Regions from separate parts of the Homo sapiens genome. Here region 2 is linked to region 1. A link is a loop called in an ENCODE intact Hi-C map of the cell type or tissue named here. Cell type or tissue: PC-9. All regions are shown on one strand. Each heading gives the region's core, and the rest is flanking DNA. Links, peaks and the distances in the headings are about the cores only.

Region 1 (2,910 bases), core at 236-2,735:
GGATATTGGAGCATTTGAAGTGGAAAAAAAGTATACAAAATTCATCTTGCTGTGGGACCCTCTCCCCTTTTCTAGGGCCATATGGGTATAGATGCATTGGGGGAAAAAATGGCTGGAAGAAATACTTTAGGAATGTCCTTTTTTTTTCTTTATATCTTTTGAAATTTCCTACATAAGCTCGTATTACATTTTGTTGGCAGAAAATCAGATTTATAACCATCCGTCCTCCCTCCCACACAACCTTCTTCCCTCCCACTTGGCCTCAGGCATTGAGGTTTGGCTTGGTTCGGTCAGCTCTGCTGGGAGGGCCCCTGGGACTCTCTGTCTCCCCGCCTCGCCATGGTGAGGGTTCGGCAGTTCTCTCCCCCAGTCCCTGCAGTCCCTCTTCTCTGGCTTCTGTATCTGCCAGTTTTCTGTTCCCACCCTGCGTGTTTCCCTAGTGTCTTGAATAATTTTTTTTTTTTTTTGAGATGGAGTCTTGCTCTGTCCCCCAGGCTAGAGTGCAGTGGTGCGATCTCGGCTCACTGCAAGCTCCGCCTCCCGGGTTCACGCCATTCTCCTGCCTCAGCCTCCCGAGTAGCTGGGACTACAGGGGCCCACCACCTCTGCTTGGACCTGAGACACGATGTTCCCCAGAGTGCTGCTTTCATGGTGGTTTTCTTGGCCTGACACCTGTGAGTGATCAGACTGGGAAAGAGGATTCCCTTTCCCAGTCCTTCGTCCTGCAAGTGGCTGGCTCTGGTGTAGACGGGGGTGTCATAGGTAGCCTGCCACACAGGGTGGCTCCTCTGTTCGCCTCCTGTTTTCCCTGGTCATGGTGGGCTCCCTGAGGAATCACTTCCCCTCTTGTCTGTGTTGGTGTCCTAGCTTAGGTGGCCCCTTTTCCTGCTGTTCTCAACTTTGGTAGCACCTTGGCACCATCTGGGGAGCTTTGTAGTCCTGAGGCATGGGTTCCCCCTAGCAGTTTTAATGTCACCAATTGGGTGGAAGCCAGGCCTGGGAGTCTAGAAGCTCCCAGCTGAGTCTGCTGGCTGCTACACTGAGGACCTTGTCTCCTGTCTGTGTCGTGCCTCGTTGCAGATGGTCACACCCATAGAGCAGCCCGTGCCTAGAGTCCTGGGCCTTGGGGCTCAGAATGGGGCCAGGCCTTCCTGCTGAGCCGCCCCAGTGACACAGGCACTGATTGGCCACTGGAGAAGCGGGAGTGAATGGCAACAAGGCCAAGTGGGAAGCCTGTGTCTGCACTGACCACCGTGCCCCAGGCCGGCCTAGCCCAAAGAGACCTCCTGCTTTGACTTTTCCTTACTGGGCTGTGCCTACCTTGTGAAAACTCCAGTAAAATTAATCCAATGGCTGCTTGGCCAGACAGTCAGGACACATTTCGTGAGCCCTGGTCTGGGCTCAGAGGTTTGGAGTCCACAGCTGGGCCTTGATCTTCTTTCCCCAGTGACGTCCTCAGGCTGGGGTGTGGCAAGTTTGGAGAGGATGGGGACCCTCACTCTGTGGCCCAAATAGAGCAATAGGGCCTTTTTCTTCTGCTTCAGATTATCTATTCTCACAAAGGGAACAGGCATCCAAAAACCTCACAGAACAGCATTAGGAAATCAGGAATTGCAGCCAAAGGACTCTTGTCCTCTGTGTGAGGCTGAGTCGGACTTCCGTGACTCATGGTTCTGTTATTCTGAGTGTTTGAGACTATTAAGGAAATTGAATTTAGAGTGTCGTGATTTGTGAGAACAATGAAATCGGCTGTTCATATTCCTGTAGCGTCAGCAGCAGATGAGATGGGAGGTGTTGTCTTTCAGGCAGACAATTGGGAGCAGGCTATTGCCTTGTGCAGGTGTCTTGTAAGGGCTGAGGAAAGCTTCTTGAGGTCTGAGCAGTAGCTGAGAGGTCTGCAGATCCCCTGCCTCAGTAGAGGGACCCATCAGCAACTGCCAGTCCTGGGCCAGAGCCGGCGTCAGCCGTACACCGCATGGATCCTGAGACTCCCGTGTGCTTTTGCAGCCCTGAGATTCCATGTGCTTAGTCTCCTTCTGTTCACCCCTTACCAGATATTCCCGGGGCACATGCTGGAGTGCCTGTCCTTTCTTCTTGCATCAAGTGTGTGGTGGCAAATGAGGAAGGGATTTTCGTATTCTCCTCGTGTGCATTCCAGCCAGGGAGGCCAATGAACAGGAAATGCTCATGAAAAAAGTCAGATGGGGCAGGTGACATACAGGTAATTAACACCATGGGAACCTATAATGGAGAATGACAGAGAATGACTTTTATATTTGGTGGCTGGGGAACATTTTTAAAGAGATGGTGTCTAAACTGAGAGCTGAAGATATGAGTGGTGAGAAGGGGCCAGGGAGGCAAAGGTCGGGGACAATCGCCTGGTACAGGGAGACTAAGGAGAGATTGAGCATGGTGTTTTCAGAGAACCTCGGGGTGGCCCGAGTGGTTTTGCAATCCAGGAAAGGAGTTTGGGACATGTTCTCTGTGCGTTGGGAAGCCATTGAAAGGCTGTAATCAGGACAATACGTGATCTGGTTTGCTTTAGAAAGATCTTGAGTGAGTAAATAGATGAGTGAGTAGTGAGTGAGAGAGGCTTAGACACCAGAAGAGCTCATGCCACCGACATGCAGCCATGGGCACTTGGTGGTTCTGTTTGCCCTGCCCAGCTCATGTGCTCATAGGTGAAGTTTTTGCCATCAGCAGTGATCATTAAACAGTGAGATGGGTAATTGTAGCGAGGGTATTTTCTCTGTTGGTCCTAGATTGCCTAGAATCCTGATAGAAAGAATAGTTTTCCTTGAACTTACAATTCAGCAAATCCTCTGTAGCTATTTTTTTTGTACTGTTTGAAGGATGTACTATTTATGGACTGCAAAACAATGGATTCTAATCCGAGCTGGAGATAAAACA
Region 2 (2,910 bases), core at 132-2,631, 230 kb after region 1:
AGTGGGATGGTCTTCTGTGGCCTAATTTCATCAAAGCACAAAACTTAGGCTGCCTAGAAAATAACAGTTAATGTGTCCTCTGTGTGTGACTTCTCCTAGGTGGGCTGGCAATGGGAGCTGGGCCCCAGTGGCTCAGAGTGACTGAGCACTGGTCTTGTGTACTTCTGATTAAGGACAAATCCACAAGCTCCAGAAACCCAACAAGCAAATAGTAATAAGTCTGGCAGAACGCTGAAAAGCTTAACCATTATGTTTTTGCTGAACAAAAGAACCCCCAGATCTCATGAAGAAAAGCCAGAAAACCGTGCTTTTCCTCAGAAGGTAGATCCGAATTTTTCCAGCCGTTGGTTATGTGTGCAGCTTGGGGCCAGGCGTTTGTCCACTGCAACCACAACCTCAGACATTCTTCTGTGGGGGTCTGAGCCTGGACAGCAGTGTTCTCAGAGCACTTTCCAGGACATGCGAGCTATAAGATGAACCCATGAGCAGATACGCTTGATCCTGCAAGCTGGAGTTACTTAGTGTTGATCATTTCACTCTTCGTGCGTCCTGTCTGAGGGTTAGCTGAGCCCGTTCTGGTGGTGGGCAACCACAGAGCTGTCTTCTGGCTAATGAAGACAAAGCCACCTTCTCAACTACAAGGATTCCTTGTCCCTTCTGGGGTGGCTGGGGTGGCCCTGTCTCCTCACCAAAGGCTCCTGGGACCTCACTACGTAAAGAGATGAGATTACTTTGGAATGACTTATTTCCTCATCAATAAGTGATGGGAGTTAGAAGGATGACCCACAGCACCCAGCAGCTCTAGCCACATGTGAAATCCATGCTTGCATTTCGGGTAGACTCCTGCTCCATCTGGAAAAGATCATCTTTTCCAGAGTTTTGCTGGATCTCAACAAGTCCCTGGAAGCGCCTTGTCAATCTTTGGTTCTCAGAATTTGCTCTTCCTTATTGCACGTCTGGGGAGACACCACCCACTTGAGTGTAGTTGCCCTCTGGTCATTCACTTATTTTTCATCTATTGACTTAACAAAATATTTGTGGAGCACCCACTTTGGGACAAGCCCTGGCTCAGTACTCTACGTGCAGAGCTGAACAAGGCAGTCTGGAGGAGGACAGGCAGTTACACCAAGCTCCCTGGACTGGCTCTGACAGTGCCACGCATGGGGTGCCTAGAAACTGCTGTGGCCGGGGCTGGTGGAGGATGGGTCATCACAGAAATAGCAGAGCCAGAGGTGCAGATGTGCAGGAAGTAGAGGCCTCGGCTCAGCCACCCCTGTTCCACAGGCCACAGCTTAGAGAGACCCTTTGCAGGGAAGTCAGCTCACAGCAAACAAAGGGTGCTGACATTTCATTCCTTCTTCCTCATGATAAGAAATCTCTTCTGTTGCCTGAGGCAGAGTCAGTGTATTAGTCAATTTTCACACTGCTGTAAAGAAATACCAGAGACTAGGCTGGGTGCGGTGGCTCACGCCTGTAATCCCAGCACTTTGAGAGGCCGAGGAGGGCAGATCACTTGAGGTCAGGAGTTCGAGACCAGCCCAGCCAACATGGTGAAACCCCATCTCCACTAAAAACACAAAAATTAGTTGGGTGTGTTGGCAGGTGCCTCTAATCCCAGCTACTTGGGAGGCTGAGAATCACTTGAACCCAGGGGGCAGAGTTTGCAATGAGCCGAGATCGTGCCATTGCACTCCAGCCTGGGCGACAGACTCTGTCTCAAAAAAAAAAAAAAAAAAAAAAAAAGAAATTAATACCTGAGACTGAGTAATGTATAAAGGAAAGAGGTTTGATTGACTCTCAGTTTCAGCTGGGGGTGCCACAGGAAACTTACAATCATGGCGGAAGGCAAAGGGGAAGCAAGCACCTTCTTCACAAGGCGGCAGGAGAGAGAAGAGAAAGTGAAGGGGGAAGAATCCTCATAAAACCATTGGATCTCATGAGAACTCACTCACTATCACAAGAACAGCATGGGAGAAACTGCCCCCGTGATCTAGTCCCCTCCCTCCAGGTCCCTCTTTGACACATGGGGATTACAATTCTAGATGAGATTTGAGTGGGGACACAGAGCCAAACCATATCAGTCAGTGGCAAAATTCATCATTGGAACAGCTCATGTAGGCCCAGACACTGTTGTATTCCATGGGTGAGGAGGTTGCTGTCCAAGCCACCTGCTCCAGGACACATGCTGGGGCGGGGTCTAAGTCTCTTTCTTTTCCACTCACCCCCTTGCTGTCTCAGCCTCACATACCTAATAAGACGGTCCCAAGAGCTTAGCCATAGGAGATAGACTAATGCACAGTCCTGGATAGCTTGTCCTGCCTTTTTGCATGGGGCACGTCTTGTTAAACTTTTTCCACACTCTATTTGCTGAGACTATGCAGACACAGGGAGAGCAGATGCCTGGCAGTTCTCTAGAAGGCAGGGGCTGTGTGAACAGCAGTTCATGTAACTTGGTCTGAAGCAGGCCATTTTCCTCCATGGTTATATTGCCAATTCAGGGAGAAGCAGAGTCCTGGGCCCCCTGCACTGTGTGGCCCTGTAGCACAGTGTGCACCTGGATTCTGACATCTCAGCTTCTTTCAAATTCCCATCCTTTTCTAATTATTAATTAGATTGTTAATTATTATTAATTAGTTAATATGATTAACAACCACCTGTGACCTCATGGTAGCAGCTCCTTATAGAAATGTAGGAGCAGTCCCCAGTTAAAAATTAGATAGGGATAAAAGCCCAAATCAGGGCACTTATTCAGGGAGGTGCCACCTGGCCAGGGTCTGGGCTGCTCCAGGAAGACGGTGGCAGGAGAGGACCCGGCCAGGGGCCTCCCGGGCCCTCCTCACCTGCACTCTCGGTGGTCTCGGGCCGGTGTGCATGCAGGGTGTCCTGGAAGCAATCTTCCTTAAGAAGCAC

The links. Peaks named below come from ENCODE experiments on the same cell type or tissue, not always from the same donor. Only the 100,000 strongest peaks of a DNase experiment are listed, where the experiment ranks them.
Region 2: it touches region 1 in a loop (14-fold over the local background); 3 of 110 quality-filtered maps call a loop at or near these places.

The regions. Positions count from the first base shown.
Region 1 is chr2:109,241,317-109,244,226 of GRCh38, forward strand. The region is part of intron 1 of SH3RF3 (SH3 domain containing ring finger 3); the gene reads left to right. It also overlaps a transcript of RANBP2 not described here. Among named protein-coding and RNA genes, the nearest start is that of MIR4266, 71 kb to the right of the region's middle. In PC-9, for the core only: no CTCF peak of the experiment used is centred there; DNase peaks (open chromatin) are centred at 245, 1,675 and 2,175; H3K4me3 peaks cover 609 bases; H3K27ac peaks cover 2,500 bases.
Region 2 is chr2:109,469,489-109,472,398 of GRCh38, forward strand. The region is part of intron 8 of SH3RF3 (SH3 domain containing ring finger 3); the gene reads left to right. It also overlaps a transcript of RANBP2 not described here. Among named protein-coding and RNA genes, the nearest start is that of SEPTIN10, 140 kb to the right of the region's middle. RefSeq lists an enhancer at 1,258-1,377. In PC-9, for the core only: no CTCF peak of the experiment used is centred there; a DNase peak (open chromatin) is centred at 1,343; H3K27ac peaks cover 1,578 bases.